Linked DNA regions of Homo sapiens: all the other regions are linked to region 4. Evidence: chromatin loops called from intact Hi-C (ENCODE). Cell type or tissue: Panc1. All regions are shown on one strand. Links, peaks and the distances in the headings refer to the core of each region. The heading gives the core; the rest is flanking DNA.

Region 1 (5,349 bases), core at 148-5,147, 240 kb after region 4:
TCTCTTCTATTGGTAATTGCCTATCTCTGAATGACCCCAACACAGTCTTAATATTTTGGTTTTATAAAAGGCTTCTTATGTACTTTTCTTCCCTCTTTTCTTTTTCTGGAGAGGGTTCATGTTTTTGATCCTTTGCACTTCCATGTACATTTTAGGAACAGTTTATTGTTTCAAGAAGCTTGTTTGAGGTAGTTTGTATCTAGATTTAGGAAGTTTGACACATTTAAAATATTAAGTATGTCTATGCATGAACATTAAATATCTCTCAAGTTATATAAATCTTCATGTAAGGGTTATTCTGCATGGTAATTTTTGTGAATACTAACGGTTAGCATTATTTAAAGCTTTTATTAATTTACAGTTATTTTTTAATATTATTGAAACAAAGATCTACATTTTGGGATTTATTGATTATTTTCTCTACCATTTTTTGGTGATAGATTTTTTCTATAAATATAATATAGATATATTTGATGGCTTTGTATAGACACATATAAACATACTTACATTAAAATTATTTATATGACAAAAATAATCAATATACCTCTTTTTAAACTCCTTTGATTTTTAAAATATTGATGATGCTTTAAAGAATCCCACCAAACTCTATCTATGTTTTATTGTTTGCAACATTTTTATTTGTCATGAAGCTATCTTGTTTCAAGAAAAAATAGTAATAATTTTTCAGCTTCATTGAAGATTGTATTCACTTCTATGATATAAGATAAACATTTCTTTTTTGGTTTAATATTATATGCTTTGAATTATTCTTTAAGAAGAATTCACTCTGTTTTCTTATTTTTCTGGTGATAACCTCATATCCTTGACCAGCCTTGTATTTTAACTCTTTCTGATATATTACTGCAAACAGATGTAGTCGGATTGTTATTGAAGATGTATTTTTAGGTTTATATCTAGATTGTTAGCTTTTTGGAAGGAAGAACTGTCCTTTAGATATTTTTGTATCCCCTGAGCAATCTCTACATTGTTCTGAATATTAGAGAAAGCCGTTAGAACTTTGATCTATTAATTCTGAAATAGCATCTTTTATGAATTGTCAATGTAAAAGGTTATAGTTTAAAAATCTTGGGACCTTTTACCTTAGATATTAGTTTGCTATCACAATGCCATTTAACTTGTCTGTCTTACACTGTCTCTAGGTAAAAAAGAAGGAAAATTGCGCTTCTTCATCAGGAAAACAGTCAGAGGTTCCCAGAGTAAAGGCACTTAGTGAAATGCGAGTTAACATTATTATGTCTTCCATAAAACGTAGCACAGGTGCTACCAGTTTTTCACAAAATAAATTTCCAGAGCCCAGACAATACTTACTCATCATAGAGGTCACAGTTTACATTTTTGCTGAGATGGTATTAAAGCGTCACCTGATTCAAATCTAGCTAAGAACCAGAGAAATAAACGAATTGGTTAAGTCTGCTCAAAGTGACAAGCTGCCGGCTGGCAGACAAAGCGTTTAGAAACCAGGCTGAAAATGCTACATCTAATTTTACTTAGGACATAAGAAGAGATCCAGAAGACTGGTCTGTTTACTGGCAATGAAACACATATTCCCACGCTTAATTCTTAGATCATCTGGGAGGCGAAGGGCTTGTAGAGGAAGAAGGCAGCTCATTTCCATGGATGTTTATCAAATTATTATAAAATTGTGTGTGATATAATGTAAAGTTTGACACAGAGAATGTCATATTTTTGTTACAAAAGTAAACGTTGTTATTTAAAATTTCTAACAGGAAAGAAAGCAAATGTTTAGCATTCTAAATTATATGACTGTATGTACATTTTTTTCTAATGACTTTCTATTAGAATATTGAGAAGGTTCAGAGGTATATTTCTTTCCATTGTTCATGTGCTGTGCACGCAAACACATCTCATATATTCTGGTGGTAGAATAAGAATATGCTGCAAATAGAGAGGGCAGTAAAAAGTCTACAAGTTCTAGTGGCTTCACAAGGGCAATCTAAACTCTTCCAGGGAAAGGCCCGTGATATAAAGTCTTGCTATACAGACAATGGTAAATCTTTCCACTTAGCTTTCTATTTTCTTTCGGGCTTTGATTAGCAGGCCATGTAATTATTCATTCATTTTTGGAGTTGTGTGGCCTCTAGTGGTGTGTAGAAATATCATACAATGAATATTACAAACCTGAACATGTCTGTCTCCCAAGATTGAGAATTCTAAAAGATGCTAAGTATTATTTTAACTTAAAACAATTAGGTATACATTACTTTGACGTCGTAGGATGTTCTTATTTGATAGTTTTAGATTTTGGTATCCTGTTTGGTCTAAAGTTGCTGTTATCCCTCTCTGTATATTTGTTAGAAAATTATGTGAAAATGATTATTCTGGTTTTCTTCAAATTGTTTCTTACATTTTTCCCAGAGATCAGTGCCAAAATTTAGAATTTATAAGAAGATATTTTCCTTGAATAATAAAAATTATTTTCAAGAGCATAATCAATTTTTTAAATTTTGCTTAAGAGTTTTCTAGGCATTTTGCCTTTAACCCAAAATTGAGATGTAATTTATAGTGTGTTTTTTAGATTACCTATTTTTTACCGAAAATTCTGAGGCTTCTATTTACAAGCCTTAATACCAGATCTGACAGAATTAATGCGCTGATGGAGAGAGAGCAAAATTAATGTCACTATATTGTGTTTGATATGAAAAATGGCCACTCGCTTCTTGGTCCAGAATCGCTATATGTTGAAAGATCTTAAACGGCAGGGTAATTAGGCTTGTGAATCAATTTACCAATGTGTTCATCAAGAAATATTGAACTAGCTAGTTCATATCTTCAAAACATATTACTGTTTCAACTTCATTCTATATTTTAGTAAATTGGATCTGTTCCCTATTCTGATAAAGAAAAAATAGTATTAATTCTAAGGGGGACTCCAACAAATAGGAAAAATGTACATCTTGCCACAATAGGCAGTTTGGCATTAGTGTCTTTCGACATGTGGCACTAAACGTAGTACAGGGATTACCACTGGGACTGCCAAAATTTTTTTTCTGTGACATTCTTCTTTTCTATTTTAAAACCTTATAGATTCCAAACCTTAAAAAAACACTGAAAGCAGATGGTAGTATGTTCCACAGTTAAAGTATTTTCAAATTTATTACAAAGTATTCGCCTGCTGCTGGAGTTATTCACTAGACTACAGCTTTCAAAGACACTTCTCAATTCATCATGTTTACTAGTACAATTCCCCTCAGGTTTTAATGAAGGAGTTTACGACTAGAGATTAGAAGATAAAGACAATGCTGTATTTAGTGAGAAACGTGAGGTGATGATAAGAAAATATAAACTAGGTGTCTCCTGATGCCCTTTGCAAGAGATTATTCTGCAGCTTTATCACACTTAAACTTTATAGGTAAACTGAAGAAAATGAAGCATAGAAATATGTGAGCTATTTACTAGCAGTTATTGAAAATGGGTTTTTGATTTAGTTGCCAACTGAAAATTCAGAATCAAAATAAAACCCTTTCATGGCCATCAGCAAATACGACTTTCTAAATAAGAATAATGAATATTGCCTACATAAATGATCCCCATGTTAATTCATCCAAGATCTTTTAGAGCCAGAATAGAACTATTTTAATAGAATTCTGATACTCTAACATTAAAAAGTCACTTGTATACACACATAAAACCATATTATATAAAAGCCTGAGAAAAACAGCATTCCCATGCTGAAATTGACAAGGCGAGAGTGAATACTCTTTGAAAGAGCAAAATTCTTGACAGTTGCCAAAATCTCTCAATTCTAATATTACCAAAGTATTTAGTGGTGGGAAAAATTGAACTCTATTTGTTTGGAAAAAGTTTCTGGGTTGAAAGGGAATGATAAGAAGGATATACTCTGAGGAAAGGGTTTATATATTGGGGTATATTTTTATGTCAATAGAGCGAGATGTCATGTTTGAGTTTCAGTTTCATCTTATTCTTTTATCCATCAATATTTCTTGGCCATGTTGCTTCTTTTAATATTGCATTATTGATGTTTTCAAATGTGGATACAAATATAGAAATTAGTATTATGAATTCTCACATATACAACATCCATCTTGAACCATATTAATACCTTGTATTCTTTATTTGTTAAGGTCAAGACACAAAAAGTTTGGTTAAATAGACACAATATGAGACTAGCATCAGAAATTTCTAAGCCTTTTAGGGCAATGCTTAGCAATCACACCCCTCTACCCAAGCGAAATACAACTAGGGCAAACATTCAAATATAGATTTTAGCTTTGTTCACAGCAGGGTGTTAAAGCTGAAAGGCAGGTTAGTTATTAATTTATTAAAACTTAAATACTAAGAATACTAAGAATTTTAGCCTTTATTTGCCTGCTACTATATGCTTTCTCTTATCCTTCTCTTTCCACATTTGAAAAATGTATAAAGACAAGGAAACAACAAGTAGATAGATACACACACACAAGTGCTATGATAAACCAATATTTATACACATGTAAATACTAATATATAGCAAACTGATACACATCAGTTTATAGTTTTTATATATATAAACTATATAGAGTAAACTATTTTTATCTGTGTAAATAAACATGTTTATGTTCATATATTTATATAACAGCGAAATTGTTATATTTATAAAACAATAGAATTATTTATGTATATTTGTATGTTTATATATGTTTATTTACATGGATACAAATATCAGTTTACTATAGCAGTTGGTAAAAGTTTTAAAAATAAAGTATTCTTAATACCAGAAAATTTGTATTTAGGTTCCAAGCACCAAAGCTTGATTTTCTGCCAACCATTATACTACAGAGAAGTCCTCAAACTCACAGCCTTCACTTACAGACCTTTAGAAAAGAAAAGAGGAGGCTAGGCATGGTGGCTCACGCCTGTAATCCCAGCACTTTGGGAGGTCGAGGCGAGTGGATCACGAGGTCAGGAGTTCAAGACCAGCCTGGCCAAGATGGTGAAACCCCGTCTCTACTGAAAATACAAAAAAAATTAGCTGGGCGTGGCGGCGGGTGCCTGTAATCCCAGCTACTCGGCAGGCTGAGGCAGAGAATTGCTTGAACCCGGGAGGCGGAGGTTGCAGTGAGCCAAGATCATGCCACGGCACTCCAGCCTGGGTGACAGAGCCAGACTACGTCTAGTTTTGGTCAATATCTCCTTAGAATTATTTCTAGATTTAGTAATTCAGTGAAATTCAATTAAAATTTAAAGTTACTTGAAATGCTTACGAAGTTGGAGATAATATCTCTAAATCATCTCTAAATATTTAGAGATTTTTATTTATAAATATTACCTTCAACTTACTGTTTCATATAATTAAAAAAATCATTTCCA
Region 2 (5,349 bases), core at 176-5,175, 370 kb after region 4:
CCCCACTAGAATATAAACTTAAGCTATCAGACAATCTAGATAAAAAATATAAATAAAAAATAAAAGCAGTAAGATTGTATGCTTGTCTTCATCCAACGAAATTACTATTACAACTTTAATGTATTACTTCTGCTATACTTATATCTTCTATAAATGTTCTAAAATTTATCAAATTCTATCACTTCATGTGTTCTTTACTGTTTTGCTTCCAACAAACTACCCTCCCCCCTAAAAAAGAAAATAAAATGAATTGCTAGGAAGCTTAATCATCGTTATCTAAATGATTTCTATGTCTGAGTAGGGTTGATAAAATAAGACCAATGTGGCTGGGCACAGTGGCTCACACCTGTAATCCCAGCACTTTGGGAGGCTGAGGCGGCTGGATCACGAGGTCAAGAGATCAAGACCATCCTGGCCAACATGGTGAAACTCCATCTCTACTAAAAAAATAAAAAAATTAGCTGGGCATGGTGGTGCACACCTGTAGTCCCAGCTACTTGGGAGGCTGAGGCAGGAGAATCTCTTGAACCCAGGAGGTGGAGGTGAGCCGAGATAGCACCACTGCACTACAGCCTGTCAACAGAGCGAGACTCTGTCACACACACACAAAAAAGACCAATGTCATTAAGCCATCTCATGCTTAGAACTACATGCTTAGTTCAACAAAATTAGAACTACAGGAGCTAGAGTAAATACATCTGCTTTATTTTTGAAGAAGTATTATTAAATGTATACAAAGTCTTATGGAGAAGGAGCCTTGTTGGGAGTGTAAACCTGAGCTATATGATTTGGAGGATAAATATAAATGTAAATTCTGTTATTCAAGTAGAAACATGGGTATCAGGATGTGATTTACCCTTAGATATTATGTTACTAAACAAGTATCAATTTTTAAAGCTAAAAACCCAAACCCATAAAAAGCATAAACATTTCCAATTTTTCCTGCAGCAGAGTATCTTTCAGAGTTTTGCTTTATATACTAGTCATAGTGGTATACATATATTTACTGGTTTATTAGGACATCTCTGGTCAGGTCTTCCTAGTATGCTTATACTGGGAATTTTATATTATTATTATTACTTGCAACCAATCCCTACATCTGCAAGCATGGAGTTGTAAGACCAATACCTTTTCCTGAACAAGTTAAAAAATACAAAACTTGTTTCAGGGCTTGGCAACTATCTTGGCATTTAGCTTTCAATTCAAATGTGATTTTTATGTTAACATATATATTGGAATTGAAATGTTCAGTATTTAGTTGATTTTAAAAGTCAGAAATTTACTAACCCATTTACTACTTATCCAATTATATAAAACATGCCTTTTTTTTTTTTTTTTTTTTTTAATTCTGAGTCTCTCTCTGTCGCCCAGGCTGGAGTGCAGTGGCACGATCTCGGCTCACTGCAAGCTCCGCCTCCGGGGTTCACGCCATCCTCCTGCCTCAGCCTCCTGAGTAGCTGGGACTACAGGCACATGCCACCACGCCCAGCTAATTTTTTTTGTATTTTTAGTAGAAAAGGGGTTTCAGCGTGTTAGCCAGGATGGTCTCGATCTCCCGACCTCGTGATCTGCACGCCTTGGCCTCCTGAAGTGCTGAGATTACAGATGTGAGCCACCGCGCCCGGCCTGAAGTTTTAGTTCAATATCTTTCTGAGATTTGAAATAAAAATATATTATTTACCAAAATAATCTCAAATATGTTACTATTTTAGAAAATATCTCATTATAAGTACCTGTTAAAGTTGTAATTTTTTAGGCAACAAAATTCATTCAAATAAGACTCAAAATTTTAATATTATCATAGAAAAGAGAGACTATTTCCAAAATCTTGGACAAAGAACAATTCCCTCTATCAGAGAACATTATCTTCATCTATTTTACTCTACTAAACAGCTTGGTGGAAAGAGATGAGAGTGAAGAGTGGCCATAAAAAAGAGATACTCTTTCAGCCAGCTAGTAAGTTAAAATCGTGTATTTATTTGAGCACCAAAGTGAAGCCATATTGCCCTGCTATCTGACCTAACTTTGAATATATACATAGAACATGTATTTTAACTAATAGAAAATCCAGATGGGTCAGCAGTTAGAAGGCTGGGCAAACACTCAAAAGGTAGCAGGGACCTAGTTGTCAAAATCAAGTTGATAAGTAAAATTCTAGTAATTTGAAGGTAAAAGGAGAAGGGAGAAGGGAGACTGCCAAGAATCCAGCCCTTCATGGGCACTGCATGAGGTCCAAGACAGAAATGCAGGCATGTAGGAAAATAAAATTCAGATAAGGACTGGAAAAATATCTTCCAAGATGATTTAATGGTAAGTCTCAAAAATTAGACCTCTTTAAATACCTGCTACCCAAGGTAAGGAATAGACTGTAGATAGCAACGAAGCTACAGCTATGGGTGAAGGTCAAATGGCGCCAATTTGAGAAAAACTTCAATGTCTTTTGACATCCTGGAATGGAAAGCTTGCTTGGCAGAATACTACTCAATGGAAAGAATACTAGCAGCATCTAGTGGCTGGCCTCTGTAAGTGCCCCTGGGCCTAGGTCCTAAGGTAGAAAAAGTGAGATCGTAAACATGGTGAGCTATTGATAGACTTTAATGTATTTCTTATTTCTAGGAGAATGACAGTAGAAGTAAGGGCAATTGTCTACACTACCACTTTCAAAGTATCATGGGAAACATAAAGAAGCATAAGGTATTCAAATAGTTTAACAGAACTCTGTTCCTGCTATAATTTACTCTGTTAGACCAAATCAGCAAAGTATGGCTGAGCATACTTACCTTTTCATATTTTTTATCAATCTACATATAGCATTAAAGTAATAAATAATTAATTTAGAAAGAATAACCTATGACATAATTCCTGTGCTCAAACTACATATGGTTATAGAGCCTGCTTGGATTCTACTTCCAGATCTACAACTGGTATTTTTCACTTACTTATTGCTGAAGTAGTCTCCATATTGTAATATTACATGGAAGAAGGATTTTCTTACTGTTTGGTATTTACCGTTTTAAATTATTTACGCTTAGTGATCAATATATGATTTTGATCAAAATCAAATGGTGATCAACATGATTTATCCTAAATGTTCTGAGAATCATTAAGACAAATTATTTGGTAGAAGTATTCTATTGAAGAAACAACTCTATGACAATTTTGCCAAATATCTGGGCATGATAGGGCATCAGTGTAGTTTTTCAAAGGAATGCACATTTAACAAAATATCAAAAGGATCTTAAGTGGATGGAAGAATCTTCTAACAAAGGAGTGTTAGATAGCTGAAAAAAATCAGTTAATTAAGCTCCCCTTTAAAGATAGAAAAGAAATAGAAATTACTTGAATTTTCATTTACTTGGCTGTTTTTAAAATATTAACAAGTCAGTTAAATCTCACCTCTAACTGCTATATTAGAATTTAGCTTTGATAAATAAGGATCATTCTTTTTCTGAATGCAGCAGAGTTGCAAGTTTCTTGTTAAAGCCTTTTAGAAGGTAGTTTTTTTTTTTTAATTCACAGCTCACTTCTCTTCTTTTCTTAATTAGTAGCTTGAATGTGATTTTCCCTTTTTAAAATTGAGCAGGCTGTGTTGCTAAATGGTGTTTTTGACATTCCTGCACTGGGGACAGATTCAAAACAGAGGCAGAAGACAATAGAGATTGACTACATACTTCATGGACCCAAATCGAGGCAAATGCTGGTAATTACAGGAATTCAGCAACACTTTGTTTGCTGGCATCTGTACTTGGAAAAGCAATGAAATAATCATGGACAAATATGATGTGAAATGTGTTTATGGAGCAGCATGTTTTATTAACACTGAGCACTGCGGAGAGATAAGCACCACTTGCTAATTTTAAAATTTCTATGAACTGTGGCAATTAAGCCTAATAATTATTTAAAGACTATAATAAAGATGAGACCATTTTGAACTGCGTTTAGAGAAAAGAAAAAGTGCTCAAGTTCAGTTTGTATGATACATCACCTATGCAATTTTTCCTATCTGTTATGATTTGAAATGGGAAACATTTCCTGACACATTCCCCTGAAATTTAAGGATTTATCAGTTTTCATTTTGCTGCTTTGTTAATTTTTTCTTGTTTTTGTTGTTGTTGTAACTATTTACTGGGAGTCTTTTGTACCTAGATGTTAATTTTATAGAGTGTTTCCAAACATTCTGGGGGCCATCAGAAAACAATAGGTCTAATTGAATAAAGCATTAAATATATTAACTTTTTCTTTCAGAATAGCAATTTTTCCACTTACAGATTATAATAAATAACAACAGGAAAGGCAGTGATTTTTCTGAGTCCTTTAGTGGCAAACTATTTCCAAAGTTTCAAAGAGACTTGTTAGAGCCCTGGGCAGAGTACAACACTGTCTTTCACTGTGTTAGCCCAGTGATAACAAAAACAGACTGGACATCAAAGCAACCAGAACGAACGCTGCAGGATTTAAAACACAAACAGACAGGAAATTGAATTACTGATCATTAATATTTATTTTAAAGAAAAGTTTAATATATTTCGCTTAATTTCCTGTGGAGAAAACAAAACATTTTATTCTCTCTTTTTGCCCCTCCATATTCTTATGCTATCCTTTGCAATTCGTTGTCATTTCTTGAGTTATTTTAAAAGATAAACTTGCACATTTTACTTTGCAGCATAATAAAATTAACGAATAGCTATGTTCTGAGTATAAACAAGGGAATGCCAAGGTTCATTCATCTCTCTTCTTCCCTCACAAAATAAGTTTATTATGGCATTTATACTGAAAGAAAATCATTTCTTTGGCACAGAAAAGGGATGCTGCCAATAATTACTTCTGAATCAGATTTCTGTCAATAGAAATGGAATATGATTGCCCCACCATCACCCCATAACAACAACAACAACAACAAAACCAGATGAGTTGATTAGCAACCCTGTGTCTATTGATTACATTCTTCTTGAACTGTCAGCAAGATCATTCCAAAATGTTGGTACGTATTCCCTAGTTGCAAAAGCAAATTCTGTAAAAAGGAACACGGAAAAACGGATTGTGTCAGTAGCGTATTTTCAATGCCTCTCTTTTTTATTTGCACTCACATAGCTGAAGAGGAACAGAGCTGGCTTTGGGCAGAAAGATGAAGTAGGAAATTTACACCCAGCTTTTTTCTGTGGTCTCTAATCTTCCTGAGTTGTGAATTTATCCCACTTCCAAACCTCCAATCCCTCACTGCCCCCACCCTCAACACATATACTTCAAACTCTCCTCTTTGTTTTAAAGTTAAAGGCTTAGAGCAATTTTTGACTCCCAACACAAATGATTCTAAGTCAAAAACTGATTTTTCCTGAGACGTGCATTTTA
Region 3 (5,349 bases), core at 125-5,124, 600 kb after region 4:
TCTCATATGTAGACGTGGAATAAAACAATCTGCAGGATTGTTGTGAAATTGGAAGATATTTATGAAGTGACTAACCCAATGTCTGCTATATATAAGGCACTATTACATGTGCTCAATAAATGTTGGTTGAATTGATTTTTTACAATAGCTCTTTCTATTTATATATTAGCTCAAAATCTTTTCAGAATTCTCAGAATTCAAATCACCATCTTGTTCTTGTTCACTCATTCTCATATACCATAATTTAAACATTGCCCTCACTGTAAGAATAAAGAATGTTACTGTGTATTCAGGCAATTTAGGCATTTGAGGGAAGTATGTTCAATGCTTCCCAGAATTAAAATAGTTTAAAATATCCTCAGAAAGGGGAACTAAAGTTCAGGGCATTCAGCTTTATTTTCTCTTCCATTTCTCACTAAAAGGGAAAAAAATGCTTCAATATTTATAAGACTAAGAATAATGGATGTGCATAATTTTGCCTTAACATACATTTCTGCCTTTTAAAACCAGTTTAAACTCAGTGAAAAGCCAAGAACATAGACTTAATTATGCAGAAAAAGGATGCTTTAACTGCAGTGCACATTCAATAGACAAAATCCAAAGAAAGCAGTCCTGCCTCAAACGTTTACAAATCAATTCATTATATTGATTTGGAATGAGTTGTGCTGTAATTTAAAACATAGATTACCACAGGCCAAACTAAAGTTCTCTTTCTAAGGCACTGTCACTTGGCTGCACACATGACCTGAGAATTTTCAAGAAACAGTGATTTGCCTAACCTTATAAAAAGCTATTGTATGTAAATAATAGGTTTTAATGGAGTAATAATTAAAATGTAATCAAAGTTAAATTTCAATAGTATGCCAAAAATTGTGTGTTTCAGTTAACTAATAACTTCAATAAATCATTGATATCTTATTGAGAACAGGCAGTGTGCTTCTATTTCAAAATGATTTATTCCACATATAATGCATAGAATGTTTCCATTTCATTTCCTAATTTTAATGTAATCCTTGAAGAAAATTTTAAGATTCCATTCTGTCTTGTTTGTTTTTCGTGGGAAAGGCTGCTCCTTGGGGAATCGGTAATTATGCCTCAGAGTTCTATTGTCCTCCTCACACCTTTTGATGACTTGCTGTTTTATCTTAATATAACTTAAACATTTTATCATTTTTTTTTCACTGGTCAGTCTTAAAAGGTAGGAATAATAATAGCTGCTGCTACATAGTTCTCAAAAGCACTGAAACTATAGTTCAGGAAGACTCATTGAATTTTAATTACACATCTAGGAAATGGGGGTATGAGGCCAACCAGTTAATTAGAGAAATGGCTAAAATGCATGCTTCTTGGGGAGGACAGAATTTTTATCAGTAATTTTCTTCATAGTAAAATACAGAACCTAGTGAATGCAGGAGTCCTGAGAGTATAAGTAAATAAAATAATAATTTGCAACTGAGTTGTTCCTGAGACAGCCTGAGAATCAAGAGAGAATGTAACAGGATCTTTCTATACCATTAAGTCTCCTTCACTGAAATCCTTCCTGGGCCTCAGTTTCTCCATTGGAGCAATGATCTCATTAAACTACATAAGCTTTCAATTCTATGCTAACTTTAAGTGTTCTGAGTTCTTAATGTTAAATAATCATATTAGTAAAAGAAATCAACTACTCTGCTATTATCTGATATCTAGATGATATATGAACCTATAAATATACAAATATTTAAATAAGCCATATGTAAGTTATTGAAACACATGTACAGAAGAACTATTAAAATCCAAGAACATAAAACAGTTGTTGATATGACTTCCTAAAAAGTCTTTATTGTTTCTGGTAAAATGACACAAAAGTTGTGAAAAATCAAATACCTCAATGAAAACAAAAATTCCTTGCTTGTCCAGTTTCCTTTTCTATGAAATGAAAGAAGAGAATTGCAACAAATTACGGTCTCTGAAACAAATTATAACTAAAGAGCATTTTTGAAATTATTTCCATAAATGTCAAGAGCAATTTAAGCTTTCTAAAATTTGTTACCCTGGTGAATCAGAGTAGTTTTGCTTTATAAGAGCTTTCTTAAAGTTTGCCACAAAATTTCAAAATACATAACTACCTTTTCATCAATAGAAATAAATGTTGCTGTGACATTTTTCCAGCAAATTTTAACAGGATTCAAACTACCTTATCTTTCTAATTTTAAGTATTCACATTTTTTTTTCTGGTTATGGAATAAACCAGAAACAAGGATAAAACAAACCTATTTTTCTCAGTTATTTGATCTCACAATGATAACAAAATTCAGTCTCTAAACTAGTATTTCTAAATACATTTATCCATAATTTTCAACTGATTTCAAAAATAATTCTCAAAATAAATTGGAGATAAGCATAGGTATTTAAGGACTCCTTACTAATTGTATTGCTCCTGTGGTACTACTGAAAGACATCACTTTCTGAGCTGATTACGTACCAAAAGCACAAAGTTTGCTAGCACTGCCACCTGCTGTTGACTCTAAATCATTTTCCAGCATGTATAAAATAAATGGAATAGCTCCGGCAAAGTGGTCAAGAAAATAAGCATCCACACAAAATTTAAAGACATTTTTGTGTGCAAACCAATGACAACAGGCAAAGTTATACCTATGCTGTAATACATCTCTTCTCATAAGAGAGGGGCTTAATAGGTGACTGAAAAGGCCCCTGAGCCATTTTGGTTATTCACATTAGATTGAGATATATTTTTTACAAGAGCATTTTCCATGTGACAAAAAAGCAGGAGATGCAGTACAAAATAAAGTGAAGGCAATAAAGTTCTTCCAGAGGGAATTAACTGGTCTTCTTTTAGTTGAGTAAACCATGTTCAATGTATGTAGGGAGATAGAAGTATACATGTAGGAAGATATAAGCAAATGTGGCAAAAATTGGTGAATCCAGTTGAAGGATATATGGGAAATCACTGTTTTAGCCCTTCTACCTTTCTTAGGTTTACAAACTTTCTAAATAAAAAGATGGAGAAAAAAGTATAATGTTCTGATATATTAAATCCGCTTTACCAGTGCAGCTAAACTTCATGGAATTTAAAAGAACATTGAAATTATATTAGACAAGCTTAATGCACAATTTAATGTTTGAGAAAAATTGAAATACTTTTTTTAAAGAATTGTGAGGATTTCTTTCTTTTTCTCCCTTATTCTAGAGAAACAGTTGCCTTGGGTCTTACGGGAGATGGCTAGTTGTGTAGTTGGAGCATTGACCTAACACTGCCTCTGGGTTAAGGAAAGAACAAAGTGTATAAAAGAACATGACTATATCCAATAGCTGTTTCTTTTACAGTTTAACGGCTTCAGAACTCCCTGTTCATTAACTTTAAAGCTTTATCAGTGTGCTTATCAGATTTCCCTATCAACAGTAAGAAAAAAAAAATAACTGAAAACTTCTTTGAAACATATTCATGAAAATAATTATTTTTTAAAAAATTCTAAAGTTTCTTATTTTAATAAGAAATTTAACCTTTGAATAATAGACAGCTTTTGGATTGTCTGTCCAATCTTCTTTCTACAAATTTCTCCTCCTACCTCCCCTAATCCATAGAGATTAAAATTCTGTGATTTAAATTACATAGTGGGTCACTTACAGCCTACCAGCTGGTGCTTCTGTCTTTTGGGAAATCAGAATTGGGATTCAGAAAGGATGGTCGAGTCTTTGATGTTTTCTAAAGTTGAGACAGGTAAACTCAGGGGCTATGGTGCTGTCACTGAGTACCAAATGAATGAAAAAGCAGGGAAAAATGACCATTTGAAAAGAGCAAAGAAGGAAACACACACATAGAAATAAGGAAAGAAGAAAATCCAGAAAGAGACAGAGAGTAATAGTAATGCCTGACAACTTTCTAGTTCCACATGAACACAGCAGTACTTCTACCCGTAGGTTCTACAACATTCCCCTGTATCCATATAAACCCTTCTCCATTGTAATACACTAGATTGCTGTGGGATGTTATTTCTTGAAGCCAAAAATCTTGACTCCAATAAGATGTTAACATTACAAAAATACAGGGAAAATTTTGATACAAAAAAAATTAGAATCCCAGCCAACAATAAAAAAAGCTGAAAAATGTAGCTATTACCCATGAGATACAATTTTAGATATAAGTGTGCATGCACGTGCACACATGCACACACACACACACACACACACACACACAAAACTGAAATATTTATCTTAAGCAGGGTCCATGCCTAGGAATTATAATGGTGTTTGTAGTAGATTGTGATATTATTTCAAAATATTAACTGCTTCTCATGACTTGCTTTGGTCAGTCCAAAATAAGCCCAAGTGACTTGTGGCATTGCCAAGCAGGAACCTTAATGCCACCTTGGCTTTCCTTTCCCTAGACCATACAAGAAAGAACAACAATGTAAGGTTGTGTTACAATAATGTGAGACTGTGTTACATGTCAATCTGCAATAGACATATAACATGAAATCAATCTATTTTGTTGTCACTGAAATTTAGAGGTCGATTGTCACTGCAGTATAACCTGGTAAAAACTGGTACATGTCTAAAATATTCTCATTATTAAAATGCTAATGGGTAAGAAAGTAAATATTTCATTTTGAAGTCCATTTGTTATTGCTAATAAGCTTATATTTTAAATAAGCTCTTTTAATTTTCAAGGTATCCTGCTGTTAATGATTTTAGGGGTCTTTACACAAATTAATTACCAAATGATATATTTATCACTTCCTCCACGTTTTTAAGAATTGCCAATACAGTTATCAAAAATACATATTTCTTCTTAAAACATATTTCAAAAACATTCTAATTTTAGTATATAGACTATATCTACTAATTTTAGTATATAGACTATATCTACTAATTTTAGTATATAGACTATATCTACTAATTTTAGTATATAGACTATATCTACTAATTTTAGTAGATAGACTATATCTACTAATTTTAGTAGATAGACTATATCTACTAATTTTAGTAGATAGACTATATCTACTAATTTTAGTAGATAGACTATATCTACTAATTTTAGTAGATAGACTATATCTACTAATTTTAGTATATAGACTATATCTACTAATTTTAGTAGATAGACTATACTAATTTTAGTAGATAGACTATACATACTAATTTTTGTATATAGACTATACTAAGTTCTAATTTTCCAATTTTAGTATATAGACTGTACTAAAAACTGAATGTTATAAAACTTATTAAAACATATCAATTGAGAAAAAGGTCTTGACACATTTTATATGGTCCTTACTTATTATGAAAACAACCTGATGCCAAGGATTCTGAGTCTTTCAAATAGTATAAACTAAAGCAATTGTTAATACT
Region 4 (5,349 bases), core at 57-5,056:
TCAGGAGTGGTAACCCTAACTGCTGTTAGGGGTGTTGGTCAATGACTCTTTCTGGCTACTTCCTGCTGAAAAGCAGTGTGAGGAACAGAAAGTAGGGATCCTCCTGGGGTTGAACTAAGAGTCCTCGGAAGAAAGGCGTGTCCATGTGTGGTTCACTCTGCAGCACCATTTGGAATTGGATTGCTTCTAGGCAAGAGTAAACAATTTGAGTAACAGTATTGAGTAGACAAGGTCCAGACGTTAATATAAAACATATGAGCAAGAGGGGGCACTAACCAGTTAACAATGTCACTAGCCAGTTTCACGAAGAAGACTAGAATTCATTAAAGAGGGATTGTAGCCATCCAGGGCTGGAGCCTGCATTTTCTTTTAATCTGTAATTGATTTTAACTTGATCTTTAAGCAACTGTAGGTTTTCTTCTACTTGACTAGAGGTGTTGATCTGGAAGCAGCATTTTTCATTTAAGACTCCCAGGTCCCCCTCCTTTGGCTGTAAGGACATCTAGGGCCTGTCTATTCTGTATTACTACTGAGGCTAAAGAGTTTATGGATTATTGTTGTGCTTTATTAGTGCCTCTCTCAGTCTTTCCAAGAAGGCTGTAGGATTCTCATCTGGCTTTTGATCTATCATGAACAGTTTAGAGTAATTAAGAGGTTTAGTCCAAGTTTTTCTGGCACTAGATCTGGGTCCTGGCACTTGTTGAATGTGCTGCCCATAGTTGCAGGTGTGACCTTAAATATGCACATTAAAAAATGTTTCCTTTTCCATTCATCTGTAGCATCATTAGGGCCCCAATTAGAGTTGTCAAGAGGAACTGCTTTCCTTCCTTTTGGGAATGGAGTTTCCATTATTTCTTCACCTTCCCTATTTTCTCTTTTCTTTTAGACCTACTACGGGAGACACATTGCTCATTTCTGAATTTCTCTGCTGCCTACAGAGCTACCTGCCTCTCAGCTGTGGTTAGGGTTTGGCTTAGGAGCAGCATAACATCCCTCCAGGAGAGGTCAAATACCTGAGTTAAATTTTGGATGGCTTCTATATACCTATCAGTGTCATCAGAAAATTGGCTTAGGTCTCCCTTTACTTGCCTAAGAGCTTGCAATGAGGAGGGAACTTGAACCCTAATGGCATCACCTCCATTGGGCCTTTCCTGTAGAGGGAACAGTGAATGTGTGAAAGTGGGAAACTTTGGAGATGGTGGAGGTGGAAGATCTGTGGCATGGTTGGAAGTGGCCCCAGATAAGGGAGACTGGAAGGGCTGGCACACTCAATAGCTGCCTCAGATGGTTTCTGCAGAATTTGCTTTTCTAGTCTTGGGGAATCATTCCCCTTGGGACCGTCTGACATGATAGGTAAAAGGGCTGAGTCAATTGTGCAATGTTTGCAAAGATATGGGTTGTCACGCAGAGCAAAAGAAAGCCTGCACATAAGGTACCTTGGACCATTTGCCCTCCCATCTGCAGAAAAGATCTAACTGTCAGTTAATATTAAAATTAAGCTTCCTTCCACAAGCCAGGCTGGTTCAAGAGGGTAAAAAGACCATGCCCTTATGCAAAAGAAAATGGGCCATGTTTTCTTCAAAGTCTCAGGGTCAAAGGAGTCCCAGTGCTTCAGAATGCACTCCAGAGGAGTACAGCCCGAAGATAACCTGTTACCCATCTAGAAAGAGAAGTGAGAAAAAGGTATCCCTTTTGCCTTCTTCCTTTTGGTATGACCCAGAGTTGGGAGGAAGACAGTGTGGGTGTCCCCCAGCTGTTTCCCCTCCGTGGTTCCTGGGTCCTGGCACCTTGTTGAATGTGCCACCCATGGTTGCAGGTGTGACCCCCAGCCATGGAACCAGAGGAACTAAGAGATTGGGATTAGTCACGCCCACCATGCAGCTGTAGTTCTCTGCCTGTGATTCCCCTTTGACTTCCTAGACTTGTATGACCTGCCTAGCTCCCCGAAAAAAAAAAAGGATCTCTCGAGAGACTATGTGAAAGTTGCTTTTGGGAAACTTTTGCACTTTCCTCCTTAATGGAGGAAGTGGGTTGATTTGGGCTCCATATCCTACTGTTATAGCCCATGCTAAAGCATTTAACCTTAGAAAATGGTTCTGGTTAACTTCTGAACTTAAAAATCCCCTTACTAATTAAATACCATTCTAATTAGAGGCAGAATAGGTGACTTAAAGGAATGTGGGAACCAAATGGCTATTTTCCTGCTGATGGGACAGTATTGAGACTAGAATTTAGCTCCGGATAATATGTTACTCCTAGTTGTTGAAGGCAGAATTTCGCCATTTACAGGAGCATGAAGGCTGGTTTCTAGTAGAGAGGCACAAAAAGGGAAGAGAATTGGTAAGCTAAGAGTGTTTTGGTAACGAACCAATGGTGTGCCTCATGGAGATTATCTCGATGCCACTAGGTGGTGCTGTTGACCTTGAAATGCTATGTGCTCGCCACACCAAGGGCAGAGTGACGTTGACATGCCATGTGTTCTTCAGACCAAGGGCAGAGAGAGACCTGGAAATGCCATGTGCTCTCCAGACCAGGGGCAGAGAGTGACCTAGAAATGCCAGGTGCTCTCCAGACCACGGGCAGAGAGTATGCTCGGTGTAGAAGGGAGACCCTCTGTTTTTAGAAAATCAGAAAGACGCCTTCCCTTGAGCTATATCCCCAGTTACTACAATACTCCTTGATCTTGCCAAATAAGATTACTTCCCTGAACTGTAAAACTTCCCACATATTGCATATGCAGAGAGCATAGGAGATATGGCAGTTGTGGAGAGGAAAGGAGGAAATTACAATAGAAAAGTTGGAGATTATGTAGCCGACACCCCATTGGGTGGTCAGAGGTTGGGGTCAGTCCAGAAGCCTTTGGATAAAACCAGGGGATAGCCCCAGCCAGGAATCCTTAGTTGCACTGAAACCTCTTTCAGCCCCATGCAACAGTTAAGTCCTCCATGAAAGGAAGCTGGTTCAAACATGGCCAACATGTCCAGCAACCCGTGGTTGCAGGGGATTCTCCATGTTCTCCTCAGCAAGCTTCACATCTAGGTCTTTAAGAACAGCAGCCACATTAACTGTGTTTTTACCTGGCTGACAGATGCCCTTTATTGATTTGATTTGGTTCTAAAATGGAGGGCAAGAGCCCCGAAATGAAAGGACAGAGTTGGAGTTTGCTCCTCTACTCACCATTTTGATAAATGTTTTACCTTGGTATCCTGGACGAGATCTCCAGTATAAAGCAACTATGTTGTCTGGGTTATATACCCAGGGTTCATCGTCTCAAGCCAGGAAAATTTAGGACATGGTCGCATACTAAAAGTTTAGGAGCAGGGGTTTAATAGGCAGAAGGAAAGAGAAAGAAAAACAGCTCTCTCTATTGAGAGGGGACTTCCGAGCAGAAGGAAAGAGAAAGAAAAACAGCTCTCTCTATTGAGAGAAGACTTCCGAGCAGAAAAAACCAGCTGGCGGTGGACACACCAGTTTTTATATCCCGGCTTGAGGAGGCAGTGTCTGATTTACACAGCGTTCACAGATTGGTTAGATCAGGTATGATGTTTACATAGGGTTCAGGGACGGCTGGTTGCCCCATCCTAATCTTAATATAAAAATAAATTCTCCCCTTGGCCAGTACCATCTTGTCTGATCTTTATTGTACACGTGGCTGGCAGAGAAGGAAAGATGGAGCCACCATCTTGAACATGTGTATCCCCTAGTTCCTGCTGGCATTCACCTGTGCAAACTCCCAGCTTTCTTGTCTGTTTGCAGCTTGTCTTTACTGTCTGCTCTTTGTTAGAAAATAATTTGTGGCTGCTTTTCATTAAAAAGAAAAGCCTTACCAAGGACTCTCATACCCTTATTATCTGCTTAAGTGATTCCTTCTTAACTCCTATATCACTATTGTATACTTTCATTTATATGCCAAGTAGGCAAATTCATAGAGGTGGAAAGTGGATTAGTGGTCGCCAGGGTCATAAGTATGGAAACACATTGAGCCATATGGAGTGAAGAAAGTGTTCTGAAATTAGATTGTGGTAGTGTTTATGCAACGTTGAGATATACTATTAAAACTCCAGTAAATTGTATACTTTACATGTATAAATTTTATAGTATATGAATATCTCAAAACTATATTTCAAAAAATAAAAACGAAATTTAAAATTATAAGTGCATAACTGAAACTAGAATGTAGCATACTAACCCTAAACATCTAGCATACTAACCCGTAAATCTATATTAAACATGGCTTTTCCTCAGAAGATATTCCATAATACAAAAATGATGTCAAACAAATAGAAATTGAGCAGAAGAGCTGAAAGCCATAATCTTATAGGCTTGAGTTGTCAGAGAATCCAATAGGACTTCCAAAAGAGAGGGATTATAGTGAATAGAATCCTAAAATCTCCACATAAATAGCCGCTTAACCTCTTTACAGACAGTTAAATTATACATGGAGGGAGAACAGACACCAGAAAACAGCAAGTTAAAAGCTCAAAGTAGTAAGCAAAGATTTAAGATACCGTCCACCTCAGAAAGAGGGAGTTTGCAGTTTAAACACTTCCAGATGAGAGGGTTTTGGTCAACATCTCAGGCTTTCCATAGATCTGCCCTAACAAAGTGTAGATCAAGAATTACAACTTCAAAGTTATCAATCAGTAGTTTAGCCTGGTAGAACAAAATCCACATTTCAGGGCAAGATGATAGAATTCAAAATTTAGACAATGTATCATTCACAATGGTAAGGGTATGACAAAATATTAACAGACATGAGAAAAAGGAAGTAAATATGATCCACTATAAATAAAATAAATATTCCTAAGAAACAAACTCCTCATATACCCAGTTAATAGAATTGATAGTCAAGGACCTATCTATTATAAATATGTTCAATGACTTAAAATAACTGAGCTGAGACTGCACCACTGCACTCCAGCCTGGGCGACAAGAGTGAGACTCCATCTAAATAAATAAACAAAACACAAAATATGCATTACATAAATATATAACATAATGAACATCTGTATAAAAAGATGTTTTCAAAAATTTGTGGTTGTGATCACTTATTAAAAAAACAAAAATCCAACTGGGACGTTAATGAGATTTCAGTGAATCTATATCAATTTGGGGAAAATTAACCTATTAAAAATATTGAGTCTTCCAATCAATGAGTATAATTTATCTATTTCTATTATCAGTGTTCTATAGTTTTCAGCATACTGATATTAAAAATACATTCTACTATATTTATACCTAATATTCACTTTTTTATACTTGTGTAAGTGGTATTGGTCTTCATGTTGTATTCCAATTGTTATTTGCTAATATATAGAAACAACAGTTTTGCTGTATTTAGTTTGAATC

What was found. Hi-C counts contacts between places; a loop is a spot of excess contacts. Peaks named below come from ENCODE experiments on the same cell type or tissue, not always from the same donor. Only the 100,000 strongest peaks of a DNase experiment are listed, where the experiment ranks them.
Region 1: a loop joins it to region 4, with 2.1 times the contacts of the local background. A loop is called at or near these places in 8 of 110 quality-filtered maps.
Region 2: it touches region 4 in a loop (14-fold over the local background); 25 of 110 quality-filtered maps call a loop at or near these places.
Region 3: it touches region 4 in a loop (15-fold over the local background); 55 of 110 quality-filtered maps call a loop at or near these places.

The regions. Positions count from the first base shown.
Region 1 is chr5:103,939,540-103,944,888 of GRCh38, reverse strand. It overlaps a transcript of LOC105379107 not described here. Among named protein-coding and RNA genes, the nearest start is that of NIHCOLE, 140 kb to the left of the region's middle. In Panc1, for the core only: CTCF peaks have their summits at 1,891 and 2,093 (motif pointing left); no DNase peak of the experiment used is centred there; H3K27ac peaks cover 1,038 bases.
Region 2 is chr5:103,805,822-103,811,170 of GRCh38, reverse strand. The region is part of intron 2 of LOC105379107 (a long non-coding RNA gene); the gene reads right to left. Among named protein-coding and RNA genes, the nearest start is that of NUDT12, 250 kb to the right of the region's middle. In Panc1, for the core only: CTCF peaks have their summits at 2,213 and 2,509 (motif pointing left); a DNase peak (open chromatin) is centred at 2,490; H3K27ac peaks cover 625 bases.
Region 3 is chr5:103,579,698-103,585,046 of GRCh38, reverse strand. No RefSeq gene overlaps it. Among named protein-coding and RNA genes, the nearest start is that of NUDT12, 20 kb to the right of the region's middle. In Panc1, for the core only: CTCF peaks have their summits at 2,293 and 2,495 (motif pointing left); a DNase peak (open chromatin) is centred at 2,487; H3K27me3 peaks cover 610 bases.
Region 4 is chr5:104,176,353-104,181,701 of GRCh38, reverse strand. No RefSeq gene overlaps it. Among named protein-coding and RNA genes, the nearest start is that of NIHCOLE, 98 kb to the right of the region's middle. In Panc1, for the core only: CTCF peaks have their summits at 2,213 and 2,416 (motif pointing right); DNase peaks (open chromatin) are centred at 2,411 and 2,644; H3K27ac peaks cover 359 bases.